Regions from separate parts of the Mus musculus genome. Here regions 2 and 3 are each linked to region 1. Evidence: chromatin loops called from intact Hi-C (ENCODE). Cell type or tissue: heart. All regions are shown on one strand. Links, peaks and the distances in the headings refer to the core of each region. The heading gives the core; the rest is flanking DNA. Region 1 holds the start of Smurf1 (SMAD specific E3 ubiquitin protein ligase 1). Region 2 overlaps Smurf1 (SMAD specific E3 ubiquitin protein ligase 1). Region 3 holds the start of Trrap (transformation/transcription domain-associated protein).

Evidence for each region. Peaks named below come from ENCODE experiments on the same cell type or tissue, not always from the same donor. Only the 100,000 strongest peaks of a DNase experiment are listed, where the experiment ranks them.
Region 2: a loop joins it to region 1, with 2.3 times the contacts of the local background. A loop is called at or near these places in 17 of 42 quality-filtered maps.
Region 3: it touches region 1 in a loop (2.6-fold over the local background); 2 of 42 quality-filtered maps call a loop at or near these places.

What each region holds. Positions count from the first base shown.
Region 1 is chr5:144,963,558-144,969,374 of GRCm38, reverse strand. It overlaps Smurf1 (SMAD specific E3 ubiquitin protein ligase 1), which reads left to right and starts at 3,545. Exons shown (of 18, transcript NM_001038627.1): 1 at 3,545-3,874. The coding sequence starts at 3,820. In heart, for the core only: no CTCF peak of the experiment used is centred there; DNase peaks (open chromatin) are centred at 3,454, 4,134 and 5,274; H3K4me3 peaks cover 3,092 bases; H3K27ac peaks cover 2,895 bases; H3K27me3 peaks cover 1,542 bases.
Region 2 is chr5:144,910,773-144,916,589 of GRCm38, reverse strand. All of the region lies in intron 1 of Smurf1 (SMAD specific E3 ubiquitin protein ligase 1), which reads left to right. Among named protein-coding and RNA genes, the nearest start is that of Gm33821, 5.4 kb to the left of the region's middle. In heart, for the core only: a CTCF peak has its summit at 3,251 (motif pointing right); a DNase peak (open chromatin) is centred at 2,459; H3K27ac peaks cover 1,078 bases.
Region 3 is chr5:144,766,060-144,771,876 of GRCm38, reverse strand. Trrap (transformation/transcription domain-associated protein) reads right to left here and starts at 3,083. Exons shown (of 71, transcript NM_001081362.2): 1 at 3,030-3,083; 2 at 628-788; 3 at 220-269. The coding sequence starts at 727. In heart, for the core only: a CTCF peak has its summit at 3,165 (motif pointing right); DNase peaks (open chromatin) are centred at 3,416, 3,766 and 4,296; H3K4me3 peaks cover 2,371 bases; H3K27ac peaks cover 1,608 bases.

The sequences.
Region 1 (5,817 bases), core at 460-5,459:
CAAATTCAGGGCCAGCCTGTGCTACTTGAGGCTATCTCTAAACAAACACCCACATTCCGTGAAAGCTCACATATTGATTGATAGTGTTTTGTTTAAGGGGTAGTTTAGAAAGAGGTTCCACAGGCCTCTAAAAAATAACAGGACAAATGAATGAAGGGTTGAGGGTATTAACCCCGCAGAAGTGGAGGTCATTGGACAGCTTGTGGGAGTCGGTTGTATTTCTACAGTGTGGGTCCCAGGGATCAAACTCAGATGGTCAGGATCTTTTACTTGAGTGGATCCACGCAGGATCTTTTACCGGATGAGCGGTCTTGCAGGGTCCCAACCTGTCTTTTGAGGCAGGGTCTTTCATCGAACTGGGCCGCCCTGGTTTAGACTGGCTGGCCAGCAAACTCAATCCTCCCAGCTGCTCCTTGGGTGCTGCTGTGTCTGGTTCTTAGTCCTTGTGTGTGTTGTGGTAATCACTTTACCAAATGAGCCAGCTCCCAAACCTTGTTTGTTTGTTTCCAATGGGGACTCGTGTAGCCTAGACTGACCTCAAACTGTCACCTCAGTTAATCAGATGAACAGCTGATAATGTGATAGGAGTTTAGAATATAGATTTTAGAGCTACTCTGCTTAAGAAAGAAAAGCCTAAGAAAGAAAGTAAATTTAGAGGCATAGAAGACCTTGGTCTGCAGATGACAGTCATATTCAGTTTGGTAGTCAAAAGGTGGGAAAGGGGCTGAGGATGTGGCTCAGTGGATAGGGAGCTTGCCTGGCATGTAGGAACTCAAGGGTTCGGTTCCCAGTAGGTGCACAAAATCAGACTTCATGATGTGATCTTGCATTTCACATACTCAAGAGGTGGAGGCAGGAGGATTAATAGTTAAAGATCATCCTTAGCTACATACTGCGTTCTAGGCCAGTTTGGGCCATATGAGATCTTGTCCTAAAGACAAATGGGCTGGGGAGGGTCAATAACGTGTTTGCCTTGCACGTATGAGGATCTGAGCTGGATTCCAGGCACCTGTAGTCAACACTGGGTGTGGCATCCCACATCTGTAATCCCAGTGTTGGGAGGGGGAGATAAGGATGTTTGGGGCTTGCTGGCCAGCCAGTTCAGGTGAATCACTAAGTTTCAGGTTCAGTGAGAAATCGTCTCAGAATTGAGGTGGGGAATGGTTGGGAAAGACACCCAATAATGTGTGACTGTATCTTCCAGATGTGTGTACACATGTGCTCAGGGAGCGGCACACAGGAACGCACACACGACAATCAAAGCATGGAGGACAGTCTTCTCTTTGAAGCAGGGTATGGCAGAATACTGTTAGGACTCTCTCCGACTAGCAGACAACAGTGTGCGTTCCCAGTTAATGGGCAGAGGAAATGACTTAGCCTCCAAGACGCACACTTGTGACTCAGGGGTTGGGATAACCAGGTGAAGAAAGGTCCAGACGTCTAGGCAGGTAAGGAAACAAAGAGGTGGAGCAACCCAAGACTCCTGGGTGAGGGTGCAGGAGAGTGGACCCAGGAGGAAGGAAAAGCACATGTGAGCTGAGGCGGGGGTGTGTGTGTGTGTGTGTGTGAGTGTGTGTGTGTGAGTGGGTGAGTGTGTGTGTGTGTGTGTGAGTGGGTGAGTGTGTGTGTGTGTGTGTGTGAGTGTGTGTGTGTGTGAGTGGGTGAGTGTGTGTGTGTGAGTGGGTGAGTGTGTGTGTGTGAGTGTGTGTGTGTGAGTGTGTGAGTGTGTGTGAGTGTGTGAGTGTGTGTGTGTGTGTGAGTGGGTGAAGGTGGAGGGAAGAGGAATGAGAAAGAAGGGAGGTATGGCTGAGGATACAGAGAAAGAGAATGACAGGGCAAGGAGGGAAGGAGAGAAGTGCAGGGGGAGAGAGAGAGAGAGAGAGAGAGAGAGAGAGAGAGAGAGAGAGAGAGAGAGAGAGGTTAACTTCAGTTTTTCTCCACTGTTTATCCCCCAGCTCCATTTTTTCTGGTGGCAGAGTCTCTCACTGGCATAGGGTTCCTGATTCATGGAGGCTTACTGGCCTATTAGTCCCAGGGATCCTTCTGTCTTTGCCTCCCAGGGGGCTGGGATCACTCAAACTCACCAGCACACCTGTACCGTGGGGCTGGAGAGATGCTGAACAGTTAGGAGCACACGTTGCTCTTCCAGAGGACCTAAGTTCAGTTCCCAGCACCCACACGGTGGCTCACAAACACCCGCTCCAGATCCAGCACCTTGTGATGCACACATACAAACACGCACACAAAACACTCCTATATAGGTAACAGAAATATCTAAAAAAAAGCCTCACAAAACTTAGCTTCTTGTGCTTGCACCATCGAACACCTTACCAATGGTGCTATTCTCCCAACACCAATCAAAGACTCCTAAATGGATTTATTCCAACCTAGGGTCTCGCTCTCAGCGACAACGGCTTAGAAATGGAAGCAGAGTTAGAGTCTGGATTAACCGTTGCCCATACACGATCCTATTCTTAAGATATTTTCCCTCCATTATTAAATAGTCTGGGCTGCACAGGCTCATAAAACCAAACTGCCTAGGACAAGAACAGGTACAAGCCTGTAATCCCTGCGCTCCGGAGGCTGAGTAGGGGGAATCACAGTTTTGAGGTCAGCCTCAGCTACAGATGAGCCCCTGTCTCCAAAGAGGGTGGTCAAACGCTGTGGGTAGCTGGTTCTAAGGAAGAACCATAGAGTCTGCCCATGAAGTGAATTAAGTTCAGGTCGGATGGGAGTTTGGTAAATATACGCAGCCTTTTCAAGAACCTTTTATTTCCTCTCTAGAATGCGTTACCATAGAGATTGGTTTGCTTGCTGGGGAAAGAAAGCCCGGCTTTTACTTTTTACCGGCCTGACACTCTGGGGGTTTGGGGGTGGGTTCATCAGAAGGCAGGGACTCGAAAACCCGACTGCTTACTTCTCTGGGTTAGTTCAGTTGCATGCAGGTTCCTATCCACAAAACCACCACCTCTCCATTTACATCCTTCATCTTGTTTAGCTGGTCCATATGCCGCACTTCCTCTGAGTCTAGCCACTTTGTCAATCGAATACACCAGTTGCACAGGGCACATCCGACACTCGATCACTGCGGGAAGTCTTCCCTTGGAACTTGCAGGATCTAGTGTGTACCCACGCGCGCACGCGCGCACGGTTCTTGGGGTTTCATGCAACACCCTGGCTTCCATCAGGAGCTTTGAAAAGTCCGACACTGAAGAAACAATCGGTTCCCCCAAATCGTCGCACAAGCAAATCAGTTGGTTCTGAGATTGTGACTAAGAACCAGCTCCGACTGCGCCGCTTGTGTGTGCGTGTGTGTCGTCTACGTGTGTGGGGCGGTGGTGGCCACGGTGGTGTCTGTTTCAAGGCTCCCCGCCGGCTGCAGGAACCTTGCAGCTCCCCCAGACCCCCTTGCGCGCGCCCAGGACAAGCGCGGTCCGCGTAGCGCCGTGCTCGGGCGCGCGCACGCACGCACACACGCAAGCGCGAGGCCGCGCAGGGCCGGGCCGGCAAGGCGGCGGGCGCGCGCAGCTCGGGAGGCGGCGGCGGAAGCAGCGAGGGCGGCGGGCGTCCGGCTGCGAGCGCGGCGGCTCCGGGCTGGGCCAGCCAGGGGCGGCTCCTGGCGGCGGCGCGGCCGAGCGCTCGGTTCTACGGTTCCAGCCCGTGGTCTCCGGCCCAACGCCTGCGCCGCGCACTCGGCGTCCCGGCTCGGACCCCGGCGCCCAGCCCGTGGCCGTAACCTTGAGGCGGCGGCGGGGCCGGGCCGGGCCGGGCTGGGGGGCGGCGGCACTGGATCCGAGGCCGGCCGGCCGCTGGCGGGAGATGTCGAACCCCGGGACCCGTAGGAACGGCTCCAGCATCAAGATCCGTCTGACAGGTAGGCACGACAGGGCCGCGGCCCTCGCGCCCCTAGACTGTCCCAGGGACCCTGCGGACTCCCGCCCCGCCCCCTCCCCCCCCCCCCCCCTTGCACCGGCCGTTGTCCCGGGACCGCTGCACCCCCTACGGCGTGCGCCCCTCGCTCGCGCTCCCGGCCCCGCCCCCCGGGTGCTCTGCAGGCGCCGCCCCTGCCGCCCCGTCCCCTCCCTCTGCATCAGGGCCCGCCCCTGGCACATCAGGACACGCCCCGCTGCGGCAGCCCCGCCCTCCCTCTGCATCAAGCCACGCCTCTCCGATCTGCAGACTCGCCCCCTTAACTAGGCTCAGCCCTCGACTCTTCTGCAGACTCCCCCTCCCCCTCACAGGCTCCACCCCTTGACTACTTTGTAGCTTTGGCGACCCGCCCTATGGCTCCTCCCTCTGCATCATTCCCCGCCCCCTGCTTGCTCTGCAGGCCCAGGCAGCTGCCTTTTCTGCATTAAGCCTGGCTTGCTGTTCATCCCTCTATCATAGATTCCACCCCTGTGGCTGATTCTCTTGGCCCCGCCTCTGGCTCCTTTCTCTTCAGGTTCTTGCCTATCCCCCCCTGCCCACACTACTCTATCTGCCCACACCTACCATCAGTTGCATATGGGCCACGCCCCCTAGCTTTCTCCCTCTGCCCCTAACTTTACCCTTCTGGATCAGGTCCCGCCCCCTAGCTCCTCCACTACAGGACTCCCCCCCCCCCTCTCCTTTCTGCCCCACACCTACCCTCAGCTGCATATAGGTACCACCCCTCGGGGCCCTCCACCGGTCCCCTCTAGTGTCCTCTCTTGACACCGCCCCAGCACCCTCTGATCCACACCTACCCCCCTGCCTGCTTTTCTTCAGGCCTTGTACATAGCCACACACCTTTCAACTTCATGTAGATCCCGCCCCCTCGCTGCACCTCCACCGCTCTTTCCACCCCTACCTCACATTTTCATCATCCATCTCTTCACTCTCATCCTCCTTCTACCTGCTGTTCCCCTCTAGGCCCACCCCTCACCATCCTCCCGCCTGTCCCCTCCCTCTTTTCCCTTGCAGCTTCTCATCACTTCATCTCTCTCTCCTTTCTTTCTTCCCACTCTCTCACATGAACATTATCTACCTTCTCCCTTCTCTCTCTGGGTCCCTTCGAATCATCCCACCCCCTACTCGTTTGCCTTGCTTCTCTTTGCTCTCCCACCGCCTCACCCACTCCTCATCTCCATCTCTCTAGTTTCCCCTCTCCTCTCTTGGCTCCGCCCCCTCTACTGTTTTCAGCCACGCCCCCGTCCCTGCTTGATCCCGCCCTCACTTATCTTTCAGTCCCGCCCACTCGCTTCTGTCTTACAGCCTCCACCCTTAAGTCGCAAATTCCTCAATCCTGTCTGGGACCAAACGTCTGTCTCCCAGTCTTGTTCTCACTTCCCCCACCTCATCAGTGGTCCAGACCTCTCCAGTCTAGTCCACTTCCGTTCTCCCCGAGGCCAGGCCACTTAGTACTCCAGAGACGAGTCCTTGGTTCCTACCTCCTCTGCAATGCCTTCACCCCTCGCCACATCCTTGAGTCCCCCCTCCCACACAAGCTGAGCTGTGGCAGCTGCTCTAGTGCAAGGCGCCTTGTTCCCCTCAGTCTTCAGAGGAATGTTCAGGTTTGCTAAGTGCTCTGTAGTGCCACCTTCAAAGGTGAGCGCAGAGCTTGCTGTGGGTCTGACAGCAGCAGGGCAGTTTGCATGCAGGCAAGGGGAGAGCTCTCTGTCATAGCTGTCCCTCTTCGTGGGTCCGGAGTCTGGACCACTGCCCTCAGCTTCCTCTTTCTTTCTCCCTCTCCTTTCTCTGCAGACCTTACCAGTGTGAATCCATCCCTAAGGCTGCATGCATGGCAGGGTTGGCAGAGGGCCTGCTTTGGGGCTTTCCAGCTCAGAAGAGGAAATA
Region 2 (5,817 bases), core at 261-5,260, 53 kb after region 1:
TAAGCCTGGTTCCTCTCGAGCTGTATATGCGGACCCTGCCTCCTCCCTGTCCAGCTCTGCAACAATCCAGCCTCCCTGTCCAGGGTACACATGCTGGGCTTTCAGGGTGCTGAGCCTTCTTCGCCAGACATCCAAGGCCACCAGACCTCAGCTTTCCTATGTGTCCATCTGTCTGTCTTCCCTCACTGTCCTAGTCTGATCCTAGTCTCTAGAGCCATGCTAAGGACCAAGCAAGACTTAGTCTTAGAAACTAAAATGTTCCAGAGCAAATCTCTGTTGTAACAGTGTGTCTTTCACAGTGGCCTCACAGGTCCTGCTGAAGTAAATGCGCAGCACAGCATGTTGACTTAACCTCAGTACTCAGGAGGGTACTGGCTATTCTGGGTTGGTAGCATTTTAATTGAGATATAAATACTATATGCCACAATATGTCACTTTTTAGTATACTAGTCGGTAGTTGTAGTCTCTCCTGACACCACCACCACAGTTAATTATAGCGTTTCCCTCACCCCAGAGGAGCCTTGCCAGCTTCCTTGGCTCCCACTGGCCTTTCCCGACCTGCCCTCGAAGTCTTGTTACTTGTAGAAGTTCTTCTTTGTCTTTTAATCTTCTTAGTTTTTGAGACAGGTGTGTGCATGTAGCAGGGCCTGGCTGTGGTAGTTGGAGGACAGCATGCAGGCCTGTGTCTGCCTTCCCCGTGTGGATCCTAGGGACTGAGCTCAGGACCCCAAGTGTTGTGCTGGTTATCTTCATGCTGAGCTGTCTGCCAGCCCCTAGCTTGCTTTTGGTTTTTGATACAAAATAGCCATAGCCCTAGCTGTCCTGAAACTCACTGTGTACACCAGGCTGACTTTGAACCCAACCCAAAGAGATCTCCTGCCTTGTGGGATTCAAGGAGCGTGCTACCACCCCTGCCTAGCCTAACTTTTTAGATCAGGACCTGGTCTCTGGTTTCATGGTTAGTACTACTGTAGTCTGTCTTTCTGTCTTTTTCTTTTTCATCTTAAATCAATGTGGATTGTTTGTTGGCTTTATCATTTGTTTACAGTCTTTGGGTTTGGTTTGGTTTGGTTGTTTGAGACAGTGTCTTATTTAGTCCAGACTGGCTTCAAACTCTGGATTCTCTGTCTCGGCCTCCTGGGTGCTGGTATTAGAGGCATGTACTACCCTTCTCCCTACCTCCCCTGCAGCCTTGGCTGGTCTCCTCCGCCCCCATGTGTGTAGGTATGTCTTTGCATATGTTTGTGCGCGCGCGCGCGTGCGTGTGTGTGTGTGTGTGTGTGTGTGTGTGTGTGTGTGCGCGTGCGCGCGCGCGCGACCATCCACATGTGTGCATCTGGAATTGACTTCTCTCTCTTCTGGCTTATTCACTGAGGCAGGGTCTGTGAATCAAGCCAGGAGCTCACTTAAACGTGGCCAGTTTGATCTGTGGACTCCTGTGCTTCCCCTTCAGAGGGAGGAGCTCCAGGCTGGCTGCTATGAGCACCACACATTTCCATCAGTTCTGGAGATCTGAGCTCTGTCCCGACTAGTGTGTGACAGACACTTTGACCGTTGGGCCACCTCCCAGCTCCCTTGCTGGTTTCTTACAAATGAAATTTGCCTCTGCAATTTGAGGTAGGGTTTTGTTATTGTGCTCCACGGATCTCAGTCCCACATCGCCTTTCTTTTTTGATCCAAGAGCTGTTCTAAAACTTAAAAAATCTTGTGCTGTGCGGGTTGATGGTAGCTGACAGAGCTGGTGTTTTTCTTGTGTGCCGTGACTGCCGTGGGAGAGTTTGGCAGTTGCTAGTTCTGCAGCTGGGATCTCCTGCCTCAGTCAAGTGCATGAGAGGCAGGAGGAGGTGGGGGTGTGACATAGAGATGTTGCTTGACACACTATCCTTCAGTTACCCTGGACTCTGTCCTTTGTCTCCCACCATCCCCCCTGAGACCTCTCCTGCCCACATACCCATGTGGGCATGCTAGGAATGTTGCCCCAAGTGGAGCTCTGGGGATGGGTGGAGGAATCTCTGTCCCGTCCCGCTGCCTTTATTATACAGTGAGGAGGTGGCAGGGATGGATGGACGAGAAGGATGGGCAGGCTGGCAGCACGTGGGCAGCCTGGCAGCCTCCACCTCCTCATCTGAGCCCCAGCTCAGTAGGAAGTGGGAACTTGGGATGGCAGCATGGCCACAGCCTCACTTTGCTCTTGCCGAGAGAGAGCTAGAGGTGGGGGTGGGGGGCCTGGGGGGGGGCACATTCTCGGCCTCTGCCTTTAAAAAAAAAAAAAAGGCAGCGCAGCCTCAGTGCCCTTCGCAAACTATTTTGTGAATCAGTTTTTGGAAGCGTCTATATTGAGGACAGTCTTGGGTGCTCTGTTATTTTTGCGGAATTGAACCTCATCTCTTTGAGTTGTCTTGTCCTTTTCTGATGTATGTATGCACCAACTTGGAGCAGTGCCTGGCCAGCCTTTGGAGCTGGCTGGTGGCGAGGCTTGTAACTGGCATATTAATAACCTGAGCAGGGGCTGCACAGGGTGAGCTGGCACAGCACTGGCGCACGGCGGGGCACGGCAGGGCACGGCGGGGACGCGAACACCAGCGCCTGGCCCTCCCCTCTCTTCTACAAAGTCACTAACGACTTGAAAAATAAGATTTTCCTCGTGAATGTTTTTCATATAGTCATATTGAAGGAAATTTGAAAATTCTAGCCTGAAACAAAGTAGGGAAAGTATGTCATATTACTTAATGCTCTTCTCTGCTTTTTACAAACAACTCTCCATGTAGCTTATGCTACCCTTGAATTTGCTGCATAGCTGAGGTTAACCTTGAGCTGCCAATATGCTTGCTTCTCCTGGGGTCCTAAGTGTGTGCCCCTGTGTCCATGTGTGGGGTTTTGCTTTTGTTTTTGAGACAAGGTCTTTCTCTGTAGCCCTAGCTGGCCTAGAACTTATTATGTAGACCAGGCTGGCTTACAGTGTACAAAGAACCAGCAGCCTCTGCCTCCTGACTGAGCACTGGGATTAAGCACTGTCACGTGTGTGCTGCCACGCCCAGCAAAAAGCTGTGTATCGGGAGTGTCCTGACACACTTGCTGCTGTGTGCTCGTGGAGGCCCCAGGTTTTGAACCCAGGCCATCAGGGTTAGTGGCAGATGCCTTTTCTCACTAAGCTGCTCCACTGGCTTCCCTTTTAATTTTTTAAAAAGAGATTTATTTATTTATTTTATGTATACGAGTACTATGACTACACTGTCTTCAGACATACCAGAAGAGGGCAGCAGGTCCCATTGCAGATAGGTGTGAGCCACCATGTGGTTGCTGGGATTTGAACTGGGGTCCTCTGGAAGAGCAGCCAGCGCCTTTAACCACTGAGCCATCTTTCTAGCACTCCCCTCCCAACCACCCCTTTTCTCGATGCAGTGTTTCTCATAGCCCAGGCTAGACTTAAAATCACATCACCAAGGATGACCTTGAACTTGTAACCCTCCTTCGTCCAGTGTCATGCTGAACTCCACCCAGTTTTACCCAGTGCTGAGGCTCCAGCCTACCTCCCAGTGCTCCAGTGTGTGTGTCCTCCAGAGCAGGGTTGCATTATACAACCTGGTCACTTTTTATCCTTTCTTGATTGTATGTTTGTTCATTTGTTTGTTTTACTTGACAAATTGACTTTAAAGGATAATTTTAGTGTTTGCAAGTTACTAGGAAGATAACCGAGCCCCTCCACACTGCCTGGGAGCCTCCCTAGTTCACAGTGAGCCCGACCGAGCTCTCTCAGTTCCTGTTGGCTGGGGTCCTCAGGTCCCCTAGTTTTGAAGAGTGCTCTTTTCACTTCTTGGGCTCCTCTCTGGGGACAGCCTCTGAAGCTTTTGTTTGGAGGCCTGGGCAGTTTCTAAAAGAACTAACTGGCTGTTTTGTTTAACTCAGTTGGAGTTTGTTGAATGTCTTTCTCACTTAGAATCTGGAGGAGTCAGACCCCTGAGACACCATTGTCAATTGCCTGTCACAGGAGGCACCAGCAGTGGAACTTAACCGCCTGGCCTGGCCTGTGGCCCCTGGCTAAGGTTGGCTGTGTTGATTTGATTCCTCCCACTATGAAGGCATTCTGTTCTGCTTCTTCCAGCCTCATGGATCTGGGGTACCTCTGTACCCTTGGGGCATCGTCTTTCCTGGTTATTGCTTTATGGCCTAATTTAGTCCTATCAGTCTGACATCTCATGGACACTGATGGTTCTGTTTTGGTTAAAGCCTAGCATTACCTCGTTTCATTGTGTAGCATGTTCCAGGCCACTCCTTATTATAACTCGGCCCTTTAACATGATTCTACCAGGATGGATGATCTCCCTTTAAAACAAAATTTTAAACTTTATTGTTTTACATGTATGAGTATTTGACCTCCATATATACCTATGCACCATGTGACCTACAGAGGCCAGGGGAGAGGGTGTAGGCAATTGAACCCAGGTCCTCTGGAAGAGCAGTGGTTGGGTGGGTGTTCTATCTGCTGACCCATCTTCAGCTCATTGATCTCCTCTTTTGAGAGATTGTCTTGTTGTGTTGCCCAGGCTGTCCCTTATCTCCTGTGCCGAAGTGGACCTCCCAACTCAGTCTCCTCAGTGACAGGGCCTGCCTGGCTCCTTCTGTGTGCTTTGTGCACCCAAGCAGACACATCTCAGTGGCTCCCAGGCCTTGTCTCTCATTGCTGAGCTATGCCTCTCTAATACTGTGAGCATGTTCTGTGTGCGTACTTTATATGTGTATTTCCAGTGACTACACACCACAGGGTGGAATTGATGGCCCATGATCAGCTAAAAGAAGTTGACATATCTTCTCACTCCGCCTTTGGCAGCAGTGACTTAACATTTTAATGTGACACATGGCCCCATCTGAGTCCTCACTGTTCAGTGCAGCGGCAGGCTTCGGTGACCTTGTGTGGCTTTCCCTCATGCAGTAGATCAGTTAAAAAACCTTTTTGCATGCATTTACTTATGGTGGAGAGATGCTCATGCCACAGTGTGCTTATGGATATTAGAGGACAACAGGTAGGAGCAGGAATTCAGGTCCTTTGGCTTGGTGGCTTTATCATTTGCTGAGCCATGGCCCCAGACAGATGAGTGTTGATCAGTCATCCGCTCAGCTCAATCATCTCGAGCAGTGGTGTTGATCTCAGAGCTGCTGTTTTCTCTCTGCTATGACTTAGTCTACCTGACTTACACTATGGTGTGAATGAATGCCAGCTAATTAATCAAATGGCATGTACGATAGCCCTGAGCACTATGCAAGACAGACAGGGCAGAGGAACTTGATCTAGATGATGGTGGACTTTGGGGTTTCTGAGGCACTTGTGTGCTTCCATGGCTTGTCACCTTGCCGAGCCTGGACCTCTCCAGATGCAATTCTCGGCCTTCTACATGTGAATTTATTAATGTAGTAACTGGGCTGGTGAGATGGGACAGCAGCCAAAAGAAAGAAGTCTGACAGCAGTGTTTCTTGCTATTATTTACTACAGCTCCTCCTCAGCCCCACCCCCGTTTGTTTTTCTGTCTGGTCTGATGGAATTGGAGACTAATTTACTCAGCTTTGATCTGTGAAATCACAGCCTTCCCCTTTACTCTCAGTAGCCACTCAAAAGAAAGCAGCCATGGCTTAGGTGAGTGGACAGTCGCCAGGTGTGGTGGCACATCCTGTCGTCCTGGCACTGGGGGGCCAGCCTGGGCTAAATAGTAAGACATTTAAAAACCAAACCAAAGCAAACCAAGAATGAGATCAGGAGGGTCGGACTCAAGAGAGCGGCTTCCTGATACCTTGGGACACTTCCAGGTGGTGGGATTAAGTCAT
Region 3 (5,817 bases), core at 610-5,609, 200 kb after region 1:
GAGAAAGCATGGATAACAGAGGAAATTGCAGGGCTGTTGAAATGTCCAGAGTTCAATCCCCAGGCCCACAACGATGGAAGGAAAGAGCAGACTCCCTCAGATTGTCCTGTGACAAGCACACAGCGCCTATGGCATGTGTCAGCACGTACACAGACCTAAAATAAGTATAATTTAAACAAAAACAGAAGAGAGGGAGGGGTGGGGTGGGGATGCTCATACCTCAAAGTTCTCGCTGACTTCCTGCATCATTTTCAACTTCGTTTCATCAGCTGTAAATAGTAAAACAGTCAGCTCATTGAAACTGCCTTAGGGAGGCTTCAAAAATCACTGGATTTAGGGACTGAAGAGAAGCAATCAGATCTTATCAGTTTGACTGTCACAGCCCAGAAGATGGCACAGGGCTAGGTCCCTACCACCAGTCACACACATCCATCCTCCCAGACTCACGTGTGCATGCACAGACAAGGACACACATACACACAGGCAATCTGGCACACACACTTGTGCCTCTCTGTGGCTCCAGCAGTATTGTTCATCATTGTGCTTCTCCACAAGGTAGACGGGGAGACCAAGGACAAACACTAAGGTTTGCTCTTCCTCTCAGTGTGCAAAAAAGGACAGACTCACGTGTATTCACATCCGTGAGAGCTGCCACAAACTGAAGGTATTTCTTCATCAGAGTGGTTTGGTCGACCACCGTGGCCCCCTGGGTTGCAACGAACGCCATCTTTCTTCTGAGTTTGTGTTTTTCTCAAGCCTGAGCTGCCAAGTCCATGAGTTTATCCAGCCTGTGAAGAGAGACATCCCGTCAGCAGCTGGCAGGGACATGGGGAGCTTGTAACCTGTGAAATATTTTACCTCAGTACTTTCTAAAATTACATTCATATTTTCATTGTGTTTGGGGGGGGGGGGAGGTTCCTGTGCCTTAATAGATGTATTGAGGTCAGAGGAATCACACAGAGGTCCAGGGACTCGAACTCAGGTCATCAGGGCTGGTGATTGGAACCGAAACCTGCTGAGCTGTTCCACTGCCCAAGCTCTAAAGGATTTGCGGAAATCACTGTTTTCTGTGGGTTGTTTTTGTTGTGGACAGTGTGTCCAAATGCACTGTTTCAACATCATTCTCTTCAACATGGAAGCTTTTCTTTCCCGTTACATAGCCTTCTTTCAACAAACCAGGAGATCGCAAACGTTTTGTACAACGAGCTGTGCAGAATGGAGGGAGAGCTGGGGCTATAGCTCAGTGGAGAGAGGGTTTGCCTAGCATGTTTATGAAGCCTTGACCTTGATTCCCAGCCCTGCATAAAGCGGAGTAATCCCACAACCTCTCCAGCACGGGAGAAGTACAGATGGGGGCCTGGGACACATAAGACACTATCTCCAAAGTGTCATGGAGGAGGTGGGGGGAGCCACACAGGAAATGTTTGAATCTTTGTAGTTGTGCAATGTCTACCCAGTTCCCCAGCACTCAGGAAGGAGTCACTAACACATAAATGAATGACAACAGCGGTGTTCAAAAAACAAAAAAACAAAACAAAAAGGAGGGCTTAAGGACACCTTTTGCATAATCTGAATTCATCATGAAATACTACTCTTCTTCAATACTCCCCCCATCCCACCCCAACCAGTTTAAGAAAATATAAAACCAGCTAAGCATGGGGGCAAATGGTTTTAATCCCAGCACGCAGGGGACAAGAGGCCAGCCTGTTGTACATAGTGAATTTTAGGCTAGTCAGGGTTACCTGAGACCTTGGGAAAATATACACACTACATCATGGTAGAGCCTTGTCCTGGGTTTTATCCCCCAGTATTGTATAAATAATAAACTATTCTCCTAAGCATTACCTCAAAGACTGTGGATCTTATCTACAGTCGAGGCACAAAACACAAAGCATGCTTTTTATCATTACATTTTCTTAACTGGGGTGGAAGAAGGTGTGTGCCACACAGCACATGAGGAAGTCAGGGGACCACTTGTGGGACGTCTGTTCCTTCCATCCACCGTGTGGGTCTCAGGGATTGAACTCGGGTCATCGGGCTTGGCAGCAAGCAACCTTTACCCACTGAACCAACTCACCGGCCCCAAAGCATACTTTAAAAGCACCACAGTGACTTGGAAAACAGGAACGTTGACTCCTGGCTCATAAGGTAAAGCGCTTGGAGCCAAACCTGGAGACCTATCTTGATATGTGACCACAGGGTGGAGGGGGAGAACTGAGTCCCACAGGCTGACCTCTTAGCTCCACATGCATGCCGAACACACATACACAAACAAGCAAATGCTTAAAAAATAAAAAGCTGAGTGTGCCAGTGCACGCCTTTAACCCCAGGACTCTGTGGATCTCTGTGAGTTCTAGACCAGCCAGGCCTACATAATACCAGAGACCCTGTTCCTAGGGAGAGAAGAGAAAAGCTAAGGATACTATCAGCCTTGCTACCGTGACTTGGCAAACTCTTGCTTTTCCTATCAGAGTTCCTCCTTCAAACACTGGAGGTCCCTCATACTCACCGACTATTAACTAGACTCAGGGTCAAGGCATTCTTAAGAACAAAACAGAAGCCCTAATCCTGGCCAAACTTTTTATCTAGCTTTTCTGCTGTGGAGGCGGTGTTGTGTAGCTCGGGTAGGAGGAGCAGGCTGATGTAGATGTACGGTTGGCCTTGATTGTTGAGCTTCCAGCCCCGACCCCTGACAGGCCTGTGTACCATCACCCCAGGGCTAGGAGGTTCTGGGGAATCGAACCCAGGGTTTGGTGTGCTAGGGGGACACTCTACCCTCTGAGCTATAGCCCAATCATCTGCGCAAACTTTTGCGACACTTAATCTCCTTTTTATAAGCCACTCAGTAAAAGTGCCACTTCCGAGCTCCCACCCGATCCTCCCAGGGACCAGGCCTAGCTTCTCCCTGGGCCAAGAACCTGAAAGCAGGGGGCTACCCTATCCGCCTGTGGATTCTGGAAGGAGGTTCTGAGCTTTTCGAGAGGATATGGATTCAGGCCTGGATGCCCTCGAGCCCACGGAGTCCCCACCCAGGTAAGGAAAAGGCAAACGGCCCCACAGCCCGCCGTCCTCCATCGGGTCCGCCCCGCCCACGACGCCCGGCTGGCTGGACAACGCGCCTCCGGGCCGCCAGGGGGCGCCGTAGCCGCCGCTACCTTCACTCTCAGCGTCTGGCCCAGAGAGCCAGGAGCCTGCGTGGAGGCCCGCAGATGCCAGGATGGCTTTGGTGGGGTGCCGCAGCCCCCTCGACTCCTCACTCAATCCCTTCGCGTCGCAAACGGCCTTCGGGTTCCCTCCTTTTGTCGCCGATCCTTCCCGGGACTCTCAGCGACTGCCCCCCAGCAGGCCGCTGAGCTACGGCAAGCGCCGAGGGCCAACCTCCGCGGCCGCTAGCGCTGCGCGTCCCTCCATCCGCTCCAGCGCAGCCCGGCGCCGCGGAGGACTAAATGCTGCAGTGTGGCTGATCTAGTTTAGGAGGGCTCCTGGGGGGCCGGAAGGACCTCGGTCAAGCAGGGACAGCCTTCTCCACTTCTCCGTGGAGCCGTCGTGCTGCACCGACTCTCTCCCACGCCTGAGACACGCACGCGCGTGCATCTCCCGGGACCGTTCACCCGCCCTCCCTTGCGCTTACCGGGACCTGCCGACTAGCCCCCAGCATCCGGGCCCGAGTCCCCAAGAACTCTCGCCGCCGACGCCGCTGCTGCTCCTCGCTCAGTCCCGCCCCGGCTTAAAGCCGCGGCGTCCGCCCACCAGAACTAAGCTCGGGCGCACCGCCCCCAAGTGGGTGCGGCCTGGGCGGGCAGCGGGGCAGGGAGGGGCGGTCTGCCGCCTTGGGTGGGCGTGCTGTCCTTTTAAATCATCGCCTGGGTGACCTATCTGCTGAGCACCTAGGCCGGTGGGGCTCTGGGCTGCTGCAGCTTCAAGATTCGTCATCGCCTCCACACCCAACCCCGTGTCCCTTTTCCTCGCAGGAACCAGACTGAAGGGTGATTGACACCCGAAATACCTCTCCAGTTGGTTCACTGTGTGTGTGTGTGTGTGTGTGTGTGTGTGTGTGTGTGTGTGTGTGTGTGTGTATGTGTGGCCTTCAGGGCTGGACTTCCTTCCCTGAGATTTTATTTTTCCTCTTCCAGCAATGCTGGGTGTTGAACTTAGGGCTTCACATCCACTAGGCCAGCTGTGTGTGTGTGTGTGTGTGTGTGTGTGTGTGTGTGTATGTGTGGCCTTCAGGGCTGGACTTCCTTCCCTGAGATTTTATTTTTCCTCTTCCAGCAATGCTGGGTGTTGAACTTAGGGCTTCACATCCACTAGGCCAGCGCTCTATTGCTGATCAGCCGCCTGAGAGTGAAGTAGTTCCTGCAAGACTTTAATCACAGCACTGGGGGGGGGGGGGGGGGGGGGGGCCGGGGGGGGGGAGGCAGGCGGATTTCTGAGTTCGAGACCAGCCTGGGATAGGGGCAGATAGACTGACATCCAGTTGGCTTAAAGGCAAACTCGGGTGTTATGCTGCTAGGTCACCCTGAGACAACTACATTTGTCCCGCTTGTAGCTGATGCCCTCCCTTCAAGACAAAATTGGAAGGTGACAGACCTCAAGCCAAGCCAGAGCGGTGAAGAAACGTGGTGGGGAGTAGGGGTATCCTGTGATACCCAGATGAGGACGAAGGTCTTTCTTTGAAAGGGACAACTCAGCCGGGTGTGGTGGCTCACGCCTTTAATCCCAGCACTCGGGAGGCAGAGGCAGGCGGATCTCTGAGTTCGAGGTCAACCTGGTCTACAGAGTGAGTTCCAGGATAGCCGGGGCTACACAGAGAAACCCTGTCTCGAAAAACCAAAAAAACAAAAAACAAACAAACAAACAAACAAAAAAAACCGAAAGGGACAACTCTATCAATTCTACACTACCGAGTAGGTTCTGTGACAACCACTAACAGTGAAGTGAGCTCGGTAACCATAGTTACCCGGTTTTGATGAACACTGTGTAAGCGATGGCCTAAACCCCACTACCTCCCGCCTCCTTGTATTTATATCCTGCAACTTCCTGTTCCTGATCTGAAAGCTTGAAGCACCAGGGTCTTAGTGTTCTGATCCTAAATTGATACATTTTCGCACTCGGCAATAAACAGATTTCACTGGCCCTGCAAAATAACCTTGGAGGGAAGACGGCAGAGAGAAAGCACGCTCCTGTATTGTTTATTGTTGCCACAGAAGAATTAGCAGTAGCTGAAACGCTGGGAATGTGGGAAATTGTTTCTAATGACATTTTCCCCCCTCTTTCCTGCAAGAAATAGTCTGTTTGCCAATAAAGCTTACGCTGGGCCATCACGACCTCCAAAAGTAGCAGGTCCGAAGTTTGAGAAAGACTTAAAACAGGGATCAAACCAGTACCCTGGGAGCTGTTTTTGTTTTGTTTGGAAGATTTAAAAAAAAAAAAAAAAAGGCAAGATAAATAAGACAGGTGAGATTGCTCAGTAGATTACTCTCTGGGTTGTAGTCCAGCGGGTAGAATGTCTAGCACACAGGAAGCCCTGGGTTTCCTTCTGCACGTGCTCTTAACTATAATCTCAATACTCGGTAGGCAAAGTGTTGCATGCAGTGTCTTCACTCGGTTAACTTGATTCATGTTAATGTTTATCCCCATTACTGCTGTGGAGTAGAACTAAGAAGCCCGTGTGAAGGGAGGAGAATAACTGACTGTGCAAAGTCCCCTGATGTGCACAGGGGTGCCCAGGCACGCTTACACACTCAGGGATCATTAACACACTTAGTAATAATAAACACATTTTACAAAAGGAAAACATGTCCAGCGTGGTGGTGC